Linked DNA regions of Mus musculus: regions 1 and 2 are each linked to region 3. A link is a loop called in an ENCODE intact Hi-C map of the cell type or tissue named here. Cell type or tissue: heart. All regions are shown on one strand.

Region 1 (5,000 bases), 88 kb after region 3:
TCCTCTCTTCCCACTCCATAATCTTTCCATTACCTGAAGCCAACAGGAAGCCAACTGGCTGAGAAGCAAGAGAAGGATCCAGGCAAGTGCGCTCTGCCCTCTGGGACCCCTTTAGTGTGCTGTTGAATCTAGCATGTTCACATTTACAAAGCCCATTTTTCTCAGTCCTATTTTCAAATCCTTTATAGTGTACACACATCTTTTTCCTACGTGTATTCTGATTTAAGTGTGTTTGGGGAGCGGGAAAGAATGACAAATTAAAACCATTTACAGCAACAGGAACATGTGTACAACACTCACTCTCTCCTGATTCATTCAAACTTCATTGCTTGCTTACGCCTTAGAACCAAGAACGGCATGTGGCCAAGAAATACTTGAATGAAATAGTCATATGATTTTATAGATTTGTTTTAATTTTTTTCCTGTTTTATTATCGTATGAATCAAAACAGGTGCCATTAGCTCATCTTTCGCAGTAACAGTGGTAATTCAAACATTCTATAAAATGAAAGCATTTCATCAAGACAAATGCCACCACACTATCACGTGTGTGGCTCCCTTCTCTGAGTCACATCCCATCAATGTGACTTGGCAGCTCATCAGATCCCATCAGCCCAGTGGTTGAAAAAAAAAAAAAAATGGGTCACTGCACCGTGACAAAAGGACAGTCGATGAACATACAAGCAATTAAGAAAAGTTTGAGCCCCAGTGGTCACAAATGCCCAGAGGAAGCTTGTCCTTGAAGTGTGTGGGTGCCAGAGGCAGCACACAGGTCACTAGCAGCCCACCAGGGACACTTTTAAGAATCCAGACAGAAGGAAGTGGCTGAAAGCCACTGCTGAGGAGGACCCGAGGACTGGGGGAGGGGTCACTTTCTGCATTTATTAGCATTTAATTGAAACATTCTGCAGTCTTCTGTCCCAGGACCTTTGCAAAAAGTGGGAAGGGATCTCAACAGAAAAACTCAACAAGTATTCACTAATGAAATTTTATTTTTGCATACTTGTTATGGGAGTAGGTAAGGCTCACATGCTGTGAAGGTAAAATTCTACCGGACATACATACACAAAATACACATGGGGAGTGGTACTCATAAGCAAGCTAGCAGAGAGCTGGTGGTTATGGGAGTTGCATGATGGACCCATAAGAACTCATGTTCTTGTCTTCTTAAAATTTTAACTATGTGTTTTTAAATTTTCCACAAAACAGGTCATGTTGGGCTGGAGAGATGGCTCAGTGGTTAAGAGCACCGCCGACTGCTCTTCTGAAGGTCATGAGTTCAAATCCCAGCAAACACATGATGGCTCACAGCCATTCATAATGAAATCTGATGCTCTCTTGTGGTGTGTCTGAAGACAGCTACAGTGTTCTTACATATAATAAATAAATAAATCTTAAAAAAAAAAAAAACAGGTCATGTTGCTCTCACTGATGGCAGGTTTTGCTCCTCCCTCTACTGTTTGCTTTACAAACTCCTCTCCAGGTTTCCTTTGTGCTCTTTGTCTGGGAAGCCAGAAACTCTGCTCTCTGTGATTTTCTGTGCTTCTATGAAAAGTGGATGCCTGGTCTCTGAGAGGAAGGGTGGTAGCATCCAGGCTGAGGCCTGGGAAACTAGGGGTTGCTGAAGGAGAGAGAAAATCTACAAAGTATCCCCCTCCACTGAAACATGGTACTGGGTCCACTTCATGGGGTCAGCTCACCTGCACTAGATGGCTCCTGGCCCCCAAAGGGTACCCAGACCCTAAAGCAGCAGACTCTAACACAGCATCACTCCAAGTAGCATCAGCTGAACACCCAGCTGAAGCCACAGCACAGGGCTCAGCTCAGGGAAAATCAGGCTGAAGATACAATAGCCTCTGAGTGCCATCTTCCTGAGCTAAAGTATAAATATCTCTAAAGATGGAAGACTATTGACTGACTTGGGTATAAATGGGTCATTTCAACAACTTTAACTAAATGAAGAAGCCAGAGATCCACAGCCAAACACCAGGCAGAGCTTGGGAGTCATGCAGAAGAGTAGGGGATAGGATTAAGTAGCTGGAGGGTTCAAAGACACCACAAGATAACAGAGTCAACTTACCTGGGCCCATGAGCCACCAGCCAAAGAACATGGCTGGACCTAGGCCCCCTACACATCTGTAGCAGATGTGCAGCTTGGTCTTCATGTGGGTCTCCTAACAATTGGATCAGGAGGGTTGCCTGCTACTGGATACCCTCCCCCTAGCTGGCCTGCCTACTCGGGCTTCAGTGGGGTAAGATGTGCATAGTTTTTCTGCGACTTGATATTCCAGGGCAGGGTGGTACCCAAGAGGAGCTTCCTCTTCTCTGAGGGGGTAACTTGGGGGGAGGGGTTATAAGGGTGAGATTAGGAGGAGAGGAAGGAGGGGGCTACAACTGGGATATAAAGTGAGTGAATACTTTAAATATATAAATACATACATGCATACATACATGCATGCAGAGAGAGAGAGAGAGATGAAAAAGACAAATTCTACAAGCACTGTTGCTCAGCACTGCCTCTCTCTGCCTTGGAGAGCAGATAAAATGGAGATCTTATGTGGTTACTTTCTTCTTAGAGCCAGTTTTTAACGAGCAAAGCAAAGCTGTGCTTTCTATAGAATAGCAAGACCATCAAGATATGTGCTGTTAATGGGCTGTTTTTCAGCACTCATAAAGATACATCAATAAAGTGGAGCACAGTGAGAAAGAGAAATGCCCTGTTCCCTCTTTGAAACACTGAAAATCACAAGGCCCTTTAGCCTGATTACATTACAGTGGGGGAGGGGAGTTGTGAGGAAGTAAGTTGGATGCTCTGGGCTGTGCTATGCCTTATCCTCCTGAAGCCCTGCCTCCTCCCACTTCTTTTCCTTCTTAACAGCTGACCCAAAGGGCCTAAACTTAGCAAGGGCGAGGTGTAGGAAACTAGATAGTGCATTCTCCAGTTGGATAGGAAGTACTGGGCTCAATGTGTTTAAGGTTAAGATTAATTCCATACTTCCTCTGAATCTATTTTAAAAACACAGCAAAGGATGGCATATGTTGTCTTCTAACAAAAATGACACATGATCAAAGGGTAAACATGAGCTGCGTGTCAGACCTCTGACTCCTGCCCTCGACCCGTGCCTACGGAATCAGGAAAGGTATTTTACCATCTCCGTTAAAATGCGGTTGCTTCTGTTTATTGAGAGACTTCTGTAGTGAGGCAGCCAGAGGAATCACGGATCGAGCATGGCCGAACTGAGAGGAGTCAGGACATAGGAAAAGCCCAGGAGCTCTGTTGCTAAATGTCTCTCACTGCAAAGGAGACTATGAGCTACAAGTCTGAACCTTGATGCCTGAAACCAGAACTCTACCTGCTGCCTGGGTGGGAGAATCAAGTTTTCTCATTTTCAGTGACCATCCTCATTAATGTTGGCTGGTTATCATTCCCTGGGCTCTGCAAACAGGAGCTTCCATTCTATAGACCCACTCATTAGGACTGATTTAATTGAATTGAAGAAGAAAAAGTACTGGCTGCCAGGAAGCCAGGATTGAGACTCCTGGAGATCCTAGTTTCCTGGTGAATTCCAAGTGTGGCTTTCTCTAGCAGCAAGGTACAGACGATGAATTAACACAGTCCCTGCATCACTCTGTGTCTCTTCCAGTGTCCCCAACCATCTTCCACACATCACCTCAAAGAAGGTTGATGTCTCCCTAAGCTATTGTCCCTTTGAGGTTTGTTTGGATGCTGGTTTGATGATCCACAGGCATGGGAGAAGTTGAAACTAACTCATAATCTCTTGTGTATAGAGAAAATCATCTCAGAGGTTCACAGGTCACAGAGCCTAACAATTCTACATTCTAATTGGTACCCCGGGAGTTCTTTTAAGCAGGATGGTGGGGGGATGGCAGCATCTGGGTAGAAAGCAGTATGTCTTTGAACTGGGTACAACAGTTAAAGCCATTCCTGGTCATGCCTTTTCTCACTGTTCAGATACTTCTAGTATTCTTAAACCAAGTTGGGCTTTCTGCTCTGAGCACCAAGGATGTTAATCTCAAGTGCTGAGAAAGACCCCAAAGATCTACTCTTGGGGAGATTAGGACCCAGTAGAGGGAGGTGGGCCATGGCCATGAAACCGAGTGACTAGAATTAAAGTGTCATAAAGAAAGTAAAGAAGGCAACACATTTCACAACTTCCAGGAAGATCTATTGGACCAGATATAGAAGGAAGACTAAGACCATGCAGGACCATGAATGTTCCTGGTGGGGAACAAATTCAAAGGCTATGAGGCAATAGCAAGCATGGCAAGTCTAAGAAACAACAAGGAGGTCAGAGGGTGGGCACACAGAGAGCACTGAGGACCGGCTGTCAGACCCAGGCAGGGCCAAACTCTGCAGGGCCTCCTGGTGCAAAGCTGGACTCATTCTGGTGTCTTGGGTTTGATATTGTCCTCCACGTGCTGGAGGAACAATGGTGGGCAGAAGGCCTTAAGCAGGAGATGGCATGCTCTCACTCTAAGGGGGAGGGAGGGGAGCCAAAGTTATGAGAGAGCAGTTGACAAATGATTGTGGCACAGCAAAGATGTTAATGAGTGACAGCCCTCCTGTGTCTTGCTCATGCTCCAAGCACTGTACCGAGCTCTCTGTAGGCAGGACTTCATTCATTTTCCCTAATACACCTTTAAGAAGTTGAGACTAAATGGCCACAAAGGGTAGAACAGGCAACCAGAGGAATTCACCACTGTGGAACTTCTGCAATGAAGTCTACATAAGTAAGGGATGGAGCCATTTAACACAATGAGACACTTCCTTTTCATGTATCTCTATGCTTCTGAGGCAGTCCTAGAATTGAAATGATTTGTTCCGGCAGTTCTGGTTTAATTTTCTATTTTATTATGAGGGTATGTGAAGGAGGTTTTAGGGGCAAACACCAATGGGAAATGTGAAGTAGCAAAGGGGGAGGGGGAGAATGCTCCTGTTGCCTCTCCTCTTAGTTAGGGTTTCTATGGCTGAGATAAAAC
Region 2 (5,000 bases), 150 kb before region 3:
AAGAACAGTCAGGACAGGTGACCCAAACTGCTTTCTCCTGCTTTGATTCTCATAAGAGTCACTGGACATAAACTATTCTGCTGGCCCCGTGAGTGAAAGAGGAATATTTGCCCTACAAACATCACTGTGAAGATCCTGGATTACACAGGCAAGAATGTGTAAAGGGCTAGCCTAGCACAAGTAATGAAGACGTTAATAAGGGCCTCATGTGAAAAGTTAACAGTAGGGAAAGAGGTGCCCAGATTCTCAACCCTAAAGCCAGCAAAACAGCAGATGAGGTCCCTGCCCCTTCTTCTGTTTGACAACGACTCTTCATTGGCCAGAGCTACTTGACCAGTCAGTTTGTCACTTTAATAACTATTACACGAAGCAAAATGCAATACTGAATAGAGACAAGCTCCAATTTTTAAACTATTCTCTTCAGGAGATAGCACTCTTTACTTACTGGCACATTAGTGTCACTGTTGTAACTTGCAACTGAAGCAACAAGCCATTTCTGCAGGAGCAACTGACGAAGCTCTTGGATGGTCTTGAGTTAAGAGAGACATAGTAATCTAGAATACAAATAGCTAAAAGAAACCATGGGGTCCAACATGCATAGCAACCAAAAACAAGTACTATTTGTGAATGTACCTTCCTGATTTTTCTAAAGTATTCTCTCTCTGATCTAATAGCTGGTTTGAATAAGAATTCCTGGAGCAGTGACTTTTGCAGAGGGGTTAGCTATGCAGGGGCAATCAGGGATTTCAGGTTTGGTCCATGAGTGCAAAATTAACTTAGTGGCTTACAAGGGCTATAGAGTGTCAAAGCCCCACAGCTCAAGTGAGCAGCTGTGGCCTGAGACCCAGGTGTGGCATCAAGGCCCCTGCAGGCTCAGAGCGAATGCCCTATGGAATAGAGACAAACACAGGGTCTAAAAGAGGTAACTGGGAACAGGGGCTTCGGGGTGTTGCTCTGGGAGATTCACACAAAAGCACTGGCACTGAAAGAGAGGCCAGCTGTGATCTAAAGGCAGCCAAGGGAACTAAATGCTACCCTTAACTCCAGATTCTTGACAACGAGGCCCAGTTCAAAACCCAGCCAGATGGTGAGTTGCAGATTAGCAATATATTTCACCTTCAGTCTCCTAGGAAATCAAAAGAACTCATTACATTAATTTCCTTTGCCATTCCAATTTCACACAGTAAATTACCCCATTAGAATACACTGCAGCTCAACGTCACTTCCAGCCACATGTTTCAGAGATTTCCTTGAACACTGGAGAAAAAAAACCACTCCTGGCCTCATCTCCATGGACCAAGCAAAGAAATAATAGCCAGAGGAGAGAGAGAAGCATCCATTCTGATCCAGATTATAAACCACAGGAAACGGGTTTCCATTGTTCTTGAGAATGGTGCGTTTGTAAAGCTTTAATGGGTCTAATTTACATCATGTACTGACTTCAGGGACAGTCACAGATAAAAAGTATTTTTCCTTTTTGAACCACCAAAATTGAACTTATCAAGGGTAACTACCTCCTTTAGGAAGAGTGTGCCCTAGGCACACAGTCTGTAAGCAGATTGGGAGGAAGACTTTCTTCGTTCAAATTCAGCATCCACCTCGCACTTAGTGGACATGGAACAGTAACTTGGCTCCCTTTCGTATGTGCAACCCAAGTCTGTTGTGCAGGTAAGATGAAGCAATCTTGTCTCAGGAGATGCTTCTGTGCAGCTACGGTTCTGCCCACTGCCTCGCCAGCCATGGCCCTAGACCTCCACTGACTCCTAAAGAGAAGCGCCTTCCCTTAGAACCTATCTCCTCTCTCTGTGACCCTCCAAGCCCCACTCTCCTCCCTCCAATAGCTGGACAATCAAAAGATTTTTCCAGAAGCCTTCCCCATGTTTAAGCCTTGTCAATCTGTTCAGTGAACTGCCCTCCGATCCAAGTCCCTCCTGACTCCCTGCGCCTCTGCCTTGCTAAAGGCCCCCTGTCTCATTTCTTCTGCTAGAATAACTACCAGCTTATCTTTGACTTCTAGCTCATCTCTCATTAACTTCACCCTCTGCCTGGCTACCACAGAGGTTGAACGATATTTCCAACAGTCATTGTGATAACCCCACCTCCCACCTGAATGTTCAACTGTAGCCCCCTTAAAAAGAGCTACAACTGCTGAGAAGCACACTCTAGGGTCCCTACACCCTCTGCCGCTCCAGCCCACCCTCCTACTCCTCTGACATTTGCCACACTAGGCCAGACTCAACACACTGTTTACGGTGCTCCAAGCAGGTCCCAGAATCCTACCTTTAGAACACTGCTTCTCAACCTCCTTAATGCGGTGGCCCTTTAATATAGGTGTGGTGATCTCCAACTACAGAATTACTTCATTGCTACCTCATAACTGTAATTTTGCTACTAACCTAACTTTGTTATGAATCATAATGTAAATACCTGTGTTTTCTGATGATCTTAAGCAATCCCTGTAAAAGGGTGATTTGACCCCCTAAAGGGGTTGTGACGCACAGATTGACAACCATTGCTTTGGACTAGGAAGGAGTATAATATTCTCCATGCTATAATTTACACAAGGGCATTCAAAATTAAATGCTTCCTATTACAAGATAGGTGGAAGGAAGCACACCTAGAACAACAGCACCAATGTTCTCACGCCGACTGAGGGACTGTGAGAAACACGTTCTATACAGTGTTCCATCACCCCGTCCAAAGGCCTGGGAGCATAGTCTGAATAAGAAACTCAACTGTCAATTCACAGCTATAAAAGAAGCCATTCTGCAAATGTGATACCTATAAGATGTACACCCTGCCTTTAAGCTAGGGATAGAGACAAGCAACAAAGAGTATGGAGCAGTTTTAAATTAGTTCAGCAACAAGAATTAAGTTGAACATCAGGGAAGGAATGTGATTTCCCTCCAGGCTCGAGCCCAGCAGGGCTGCAGGAGAGCTACGGAGGCTGTGGTGGGCAATGTCCTTACCAGCTACCAGGGAGCCACTGCTAACTAGCAAGCTCACTTCCCAGGGGCATGGCCTGCCTTCCTTTCTGGTCACAGGTGTTGATGTGAACTTACAGAAATGGGGGGAGGGGTTCTGTATGGCTAAAAGGACTTGGGGAATTTTAATGCATGTTCCTAGCTGCCCCACACATCATACAGGTGAGGACAAGTCGTACAACTGAGCAGGGAGACCCATGACTATGGCCACCTTAAAGAACAGCATGGTGTCTGCCAAAAAGGAAAGGCAATGCCAGAGTGGCGGGGTGCCACAGTGGAGAAGAATGTGGCATTGATTTACAACTGAGACACCTCACCTTGTCTCTGCCGCAGGGCACCTAAGAGAGAGTAAGGAACCAAAGGTCTGCAGAAGAGATGACAGGCTGGACAAGAATAAAATGACACCAGCAAAAGATGGCTTGCTAACACTGGTCATTCTAGAACCTGATTGAAAATGCCCATTTAAAATGCAGGTAAACCAATTCACTATTATGTAGCCTCCACTCCAAAGCTACGTCAGCACAAATATATAAGGCATGCACATAACTTAAAATTTTTAAAAAGCTTCATTAGAAAACCATTAAAAATTAGTGTTTTGCACACATTTATTAGATATATGTGAACTATTATTCCAACAGGACATTGCTATGAAACTGAAGCCAGTTTACATGGTTGTTTTTCCATAATCAATGCTCAAAATCTTACATGCAATAAGTAGTCATGGTTCATCTCAATTCATACCAGCTACATCTTGAGCACAGTGGTCATGTGTGGCTGCTGTTCTGAAAGAAGAGCCTAGATGAGGCCTTATGGTGCTCGGATTGTGATAGAAAAGGAAACCATGTCCTCAGAGACAAAAAGACTGGGCTGAAGACATCAAATGAATGTGACAGCCCAAGCTCGGTGTAAGGCTGCAGACACAGCTCAGGGGGTGAAGCGCTGCATGAGCGAATGTGAGGACCTGAGTTCATACACCTCAGCACCACACCACACAGACACAGAGAGAGAGAGAGAGACAGACAGACAGACAGACAGACAGACAGACACAGACACAGTGACAGAAACAGCACATACAACGACAGAGGAACAGAGACAGAGACAGACACACACAGACGGGGGGGGGGGTGAGGGAACAAAGGAAAGAGGCAGGAAACCCAGAAAGACCCCATACAATGAACTCAGCACCCCAGATTTTCTCTGCAGTAGAACCAGAGGAGGGCTACAGAGATCTGAGAATGTGGTGCCAACCCCTATAAGGAGGAGAAAACTACCCCTCCACATAGGACGCATTTATTGCCTACCCTCCCCCCCCCCCCATCCATAAATGTCACTGGAACACTCAGACAATCCAGTCAGCATCTGTCTGGATACTAATAAAACAGGATTTTCATGGACACCAGTTTGATCTGCTGTCTTTTTTCTGTTTTCACTTTTCTTGGTGTCAGCCATGGCTGGAACCAGACCTAATCACACCAACTCTTACTTTCAACTTCACAGATTACATTTAATCAGCTTTTTTGAAATTCTCTTGGATTTGACTTATGCTAAAAGCATCAGTTAATTGATGCTCTCTGAGGTCTCTTCTCTTCCACATCTTGGATTTTCCCCTTTGAAGTAACTGTCCCTGAACTGTACACAGAGATATTTCGGAAATAGCATGACAATATCTGTAGCTTTAAAACTCTGTCGCCTGTGACCTTTAAATCCTCAGGGAGATGTTTTCTTGTGACCCCCCCCCCCCCCGAAGGCTTCTTTTTATCTGAATCTCAGATATGTTCCAATGAGTAGGGAACACATTTAGTCACTAGCTGCTCTGAGGATAATCCAGGATCATCTGAATTTCCCTTAGAATCTGAGTATTTACCAAGAACTGGATCAGAGAAAATCATCCCCTCAGAGGACATAGACAAGTAGCTCCTAGCTCAGGCTGCGGTTCTGAGGGGAGGGAGCACATCACACAACTGCACTAAATGGGTAGAGTTGGCCACTTTTTTTTCTCACATAATTTTTTATGTC
Region 3 (5,000 bases):
CAGTGTAATAATTCCTTAAGGGCAACTAACTATCTTGATATGTTCACTGTGGTGGCCTCAGTAGGAAATAGAATTCTTAGAGAATCATGCCCTGCTCCTTTTCATCAATGATGCTTATAATGACCTTCAGTCATCAAACTGATTACATTATAGATAATGCATTTTAAGAGAAGAAAGAGGAGAATCCACTTGACAAGATCCCATGCACTGTCAGCAGTCAAATAAAGACTTGAATGTCAAAGAATGCCCAGCTATCCAAAAAGGAAGGAAGGAAGGAAGGAAGGAAGGAAGGAAGGAAGGAAGGAAGGAAGGAAGGCAGGCAGGCAGTTAGAAAAGGAAAGGAAGGAAGGAAAAAAGAAAGAAGAGAGAAATTTGATTATTAAGAACACTTTGATGAGTAACTGCTGAAAGTTCCAGAAACTAAACTTCGAGGAAATATGCACAGCACGTGGCATCAAAGCACAAGACTTCATGCTGCTACTGAGACTACTGATCAAATGGAACTGGAGATCTAACAAGTGACTCCTGTGCGTGGCACAACCTTACTCCTAACAGTTAACTCAGACAGTACAGAAACAACCACTGAAGCCCTCCACAGGACTATCTATGGTTGCCACAATTGTGGGCAAGTCCACAGAATTAGCAATCACCCATCATTCAGGTTTCTAAGAGAGTCTAAAATAATTGATCCTTATTGTAAACACATATGGCACTCAATACTTATATATCTGCTTTTTTTTTTCCTTGGAGACTGCTTACCAACAGGGGACACAGAATTTGAAGTGAGGATCGACCCTGATGAAATACTGACAACCAGGGCAGAGTGTGGGAGTTCCTGCTTTAATTATGAGATTATTAAACTGCATAAGATCACTTTTTTCTGCAAGGACACAGCTCTGGGTAAGTGGTAAGTCTCTGAATCATACAGGGCTAGTGCTAAAATATGTCACTAAAAGGTCTCTTTCCTTCCCCTTTTAAGTTGAAACATTTCTTTTTCTTTTCGTGTGCATGTGCGTGTGCGTGTGAAAGAGAAAATAGAAGTTCTGAGTTGTGTTGAACATCCTTTTAACAGAAACTTTCCGACCGGCCCAAAAAATAAGCAGCACTGGGCTGCATGTGGCTTTTTGAGCTGTCTCTGAGGAACCCACTGCTTTCTGTGCCTTCCAGGACTGGATTTTAATCAGAACCCTCAAAGAGGTATCTCCAAGCTAAGGCCACAGAAGCCCAAGTGCCTCCAAGCTACCTGATCGCAAGACCCAATGAAAAAAAGCAGAGTCTCCAGCAAAACTTCTCACTTCCTGCCACCGGTGAGGGAGGCTGGGCTGGCTCCCCTTACGTTTTCAGACAAGCTATAAACACAACCTTCCAGTTTGCTAACAGGCCACGGGCTTAGGGGGCGGGGTGGGGAACTTCAGGAAGGCTCTCTGTGTCCCTCTTGGTTTATTTCCTCTGAGCAGATAACGGTACCAAACGCCCTCCACTTCCTAGAGTCCTCATCTATGGCACAGTTCCTCTTTCCAGAACGTGAGGACCAAATGAAAGCAAAAAATAAGTCAAAGCAAAATTAACCCCACCGCTTCATCTCATCCCTTCTCATTGTTATTTTAGAGCCGACTCCCTCTTTGTTATCACACACACACACACACACACACACACACACGGGGGGGGGGGGCAGAAAGGTGAAACGCGCCCTAGGATAACTTATTTCTTCCCGCCTCCCAGAAACCTTTAGGATTCCATACACCATCTCCCGACGCAAGGCTTTATTAGTTCTGCTTAGAAGCTAAGTCATTTCAAGGCAAGTGAGGAAAAGCCCCCAAGCTGAGAACTGAGAGGCAGGGCAAAGCGGAGCGCACCTAGATGTTTGCATTTACACAAAGAAATTATCCGGATGATTAATGGGAGCCTCTGACGGGCAGCGGGGTCGCGGGGTGGCCTCCATACCTGGGACATCTGGGGCCTCAGGTTGATCTCCTTCAGATTGATGGAGTGTGGCCGCAGGTTGTTGAGCAGCTGGCAGAGCAGGACTCCATCGCGAAGGGTCTGCGCCAGGTCGAACACCTGCGCCGAGTCCCAGGTCACCCGATGGTTGGGGGGCAGCACCTTGCTGTGGATGAGCCACTGAGCGCACTGCTTCCACGGCTCCATGTCCGACGGCTCCCGGACCCGGCCCGGCCGGGGCGGGCAGCGACTCTGAGGTGGCCGCCGCGGAGCGTCAGAGCCCCGCCGACGCCAGTCGCGCTGATGGCCCCTGGTTCGCTTTGCCTTTCTGGAGCGGGCGCCGCTGCCGGCGGCTCGGGGACGCCGCGTGGGACTCGCCTCGGGTCCCCGCCCGGATGCGCCGCGGCCCGGCCGCCGCTGCAGCAGCGAGTGCCGCGCGCTCTCGGTGCGCCCCGGCCGGCTCCGCTGAGCACTGGCTTCCGACTGGCGAGCCTGGCGCCCCGCGACTGAGCATGCCCAGCGCGCCTGGCCGGTCTGTGCGGTCCGCGAGTCCCCGGAGGCGCGGGTGCGAGCGTGCCCGCCGCCCTGGCTGGGGGTCCGGGGCTGAGGGCGGGGCGGCTGGGGGGAGGAGCGGGCCGAGTTGGGGCGGCGGCCACAAAGGGGATCCCGGCGCCCCCGCCCGCCCGTGAACCCTCGGATGAGTGGAGCTTGCACAACCCCGGGGCGTCCAGGGATTAGCCCATCGGCGCGGCTTCCTAGGAAGTGTGGCTGAACACTGAGATTCGCAGGGGTGTCCCCGGGGACACCCTGAACAATGAATGCGATTTAAATTAAGAGGGTCTCAGAGGAGCCAAGGCTTAACTGGGACACAGGGAGCCTGGAGAAATGAGATGTGCACTACGCGCAGCTGGAGAACGCAGCATGGAAAGTTTGTGATCGGCCCCTGGTCCCGCCTCCTCCAGGTCCATCCTCAGCCCCTTCCTGAAAGTCAGTTTCTTCTGAGAATGTTTTGACACCTTGAAAGTGCGTGACGTGGGGACAATTGCAGCTTCAGCCTAGGTAGAGGGAAAGAAGTAGGTTTTGCATATCTCCCAGGCTTGGAACTGTTCACTAAAGCAGTCCAGCGCCTTTTGCTGATCTTCAAAATCCTGCCTGAGAAAAAAAGAAAACTGGCCGGTGACACAGAGGCAAGAGCGCGCATGCGTCAGTGACTTGCCACCAGGTTTGAGCTCAAATCGCTTCAGTACCGAGACACTGAGAGACTGGGTCAGCATATTTGGAGAACCCTGGGGAAAATTGGAAAGTTCCCCCCCACACACACCCACACATGTCAACTCTGTCATACTGAGGCAAGGTTCTCCCTGTCTTTTTTATTCCCACTGCCCTACAAAGCCGAAAAGGGTGTATAAGCTTTTTGTAGTAATATATTATTTCACTGAACTCTGACAACTCCCTGTAAATGCCCTCTTCGCTAGTCTTTTTTTTTTTTTAATTGAAATCTAGTTTGGTGGGATTTTATATCTGTTGTTGCTGCTGCTGCTGCTGCTGCTGCTGCTGCTGCTGCTGTTTCATTAGATATTTGTAGCTCAAATTTTCGATTGTGGATCTTATTGATTTTATAAACAGGACAAAACGTAACTTTTAAAAAGTACATGATCTGTTGGGACAGAAGTTCGCTTCTTTTATGCGTGACTGTAGCAAGCGTGGCCTGCTGTGTACACAACCAGCCTTAAACAATAATAAATCAGCCTAAGGATTTCCTTTCCTCGCATGCATCCGTCCCCAGCAACTTCCTCTGTGCACACTGTGGAGTCCATCAATAGCACAATGTTTCCTAGACCATAATAGGTTTGAAAGCCTGAAACTACAGGAGGATCAATCCTTAGCAATACTGTATCACCGAAACTGTAAAGTGCATCCTAGGCACGAAGATTATCAACAGCAGTGTTGCAATAAAATAGAACATTATAATCATAAATCGTGAAAGAATGTATAAAATATATATACTTTTTCTTTCTGGAATTTTCCATGTGATTTTTTTTGGGGGGGGGGGGTTGGCTGTTGACTACCACTTTCCTAAAAACTCAGAATGCAAAACCATCAAAAAGAGGCAAGTACTGTAAGCCATGTTACTCATTATAGATCTTTACAAACAAAACACACATGACTTGCCATTTAAAATGTGGTCCTGCATAAGAAGAAGTGGCGCTGGAAAAGAGGAAAGATGATAAGGAAAAAGCAAAGACTAGCCAAGCATTTCATTTTAGGTAGCATCAGATCATCCCTTAATACTGTTAAAATATTTCCAAAATCCAGATCATGTGTACCGACCAGTAAACAAACCTGGATTTAGAATCCAAGTTAAGCTGCTTTTTGATAACCTTGGGCAACTTCTATTCTTCTAACCTTCATTTTCTTCACCTATAAAATGAAGGAAGTGACCCTTGCCACGTTGGGTTGTCAGAATAAAAAAAAGAGTACGCCTTGGTACTTGGAATGAATACATAGACAGGAGTATCACTGTGGACCTTGTAAGACTCTCGGGCCTGAACAAAATACCCATGGAAGGAGTTACAGAGACAAGTGTGGAGCAGAGACTGAAGGAATGACCATCCAGAGACTGTCCCACCTGGGGATTCATCCCATAAACAACCACCAAAACCAGACACTATTGTGGATGCCAACAAGATCTTCCTGACAGGAGCCTGATATAGCTATCTCCTAAGAGGCTCTGCCAGTGCCTGACAAATACAAAAGTGGATGCTCAAAGCCATCCATTGGACTGAGTACAGGGTCCCAGTGAAAGAGCTAGAGAAAGTACCCAAGGAGCTGATGGGGTTTGTAGCCCCATAGGAGGAACAACAATATGAACTAACCAGTACCCCCAGAGCTCCCTGGGACTAAACCACCAATCAAAGAAAACACATGGTGGGACTCATGGCTCTAGATACATAAGTAGCAGAGTATGGCCTTGTCAGTCATCAATGGGAGGAGAGGCTCTTGGTCCTGTGAAGGTTCTATGCCCTAGTATAGGGGAATGCCAGTGTCAGGAAGTGGGA

The links. Peaks named below come from ENCODE experiments on the same cell type or tissue, not always from the same donor. Only the 100,000 strongest peaks of a DNase experiment are listed, where the experiment ranks them.
Region 1: a loop joins it to region 3, with 2.5 times the contacts of the local background. A loop is called at or near these places in 5 of 42 quality-filtered maps.
Region 2: it touches region 3 in a loop (2.3-fold over the local background); 9 of 42 quality-filtered maps call a loop at or near these places.

What each region holds. Positions count from the first base shown.
Region 1 is chr3:109,249,776-109,254,775 of GRCm38, reverse strand. No RefSeq gene overlaps it. Among named protein-coding and RNA genes, the nearest start is that of Vav3, 88 kb to the left of the region's middle. In heart, no CTCF peak of the experiment used is centred here; DNase peaks (open chromatin) are centred at 605 and 2,845; H3K27ac peaks cover 606 bases.
Region 2 is chr3:109,484,996-109,489,995 of GRCm38, reverse strand. The region is part of intron 2 of Vav3 (vav 3 oncogene); the gene reads right to left. Among named protein-coding and RNA genes, the nearest start is that of Vav3, 150 kb to the right of the region's middle. In heart, no CTCF peak of the experiment used is centred here; no DNase peak of the experiment used is centred here.
Region 3 is chr3:109,338,187-109,343,186 of GRCm38, reverse strand. Vav3 (vav 3 oncogene) reads right to left here and starts at 2,504. Exons shown (of 27, transcript NM_020505.2): 1 at 1,945-2,504. The coding sequence starts at 2,148. In heart, no CTCF peak of the experiment used is centred here; DNase peaks (open chromatin) are centred at 1,386, 2,436, 3,116 and 3,696; H3K4me3 peaks cover 2,721 bases; H3K27ac peaks cover 2,675 bases.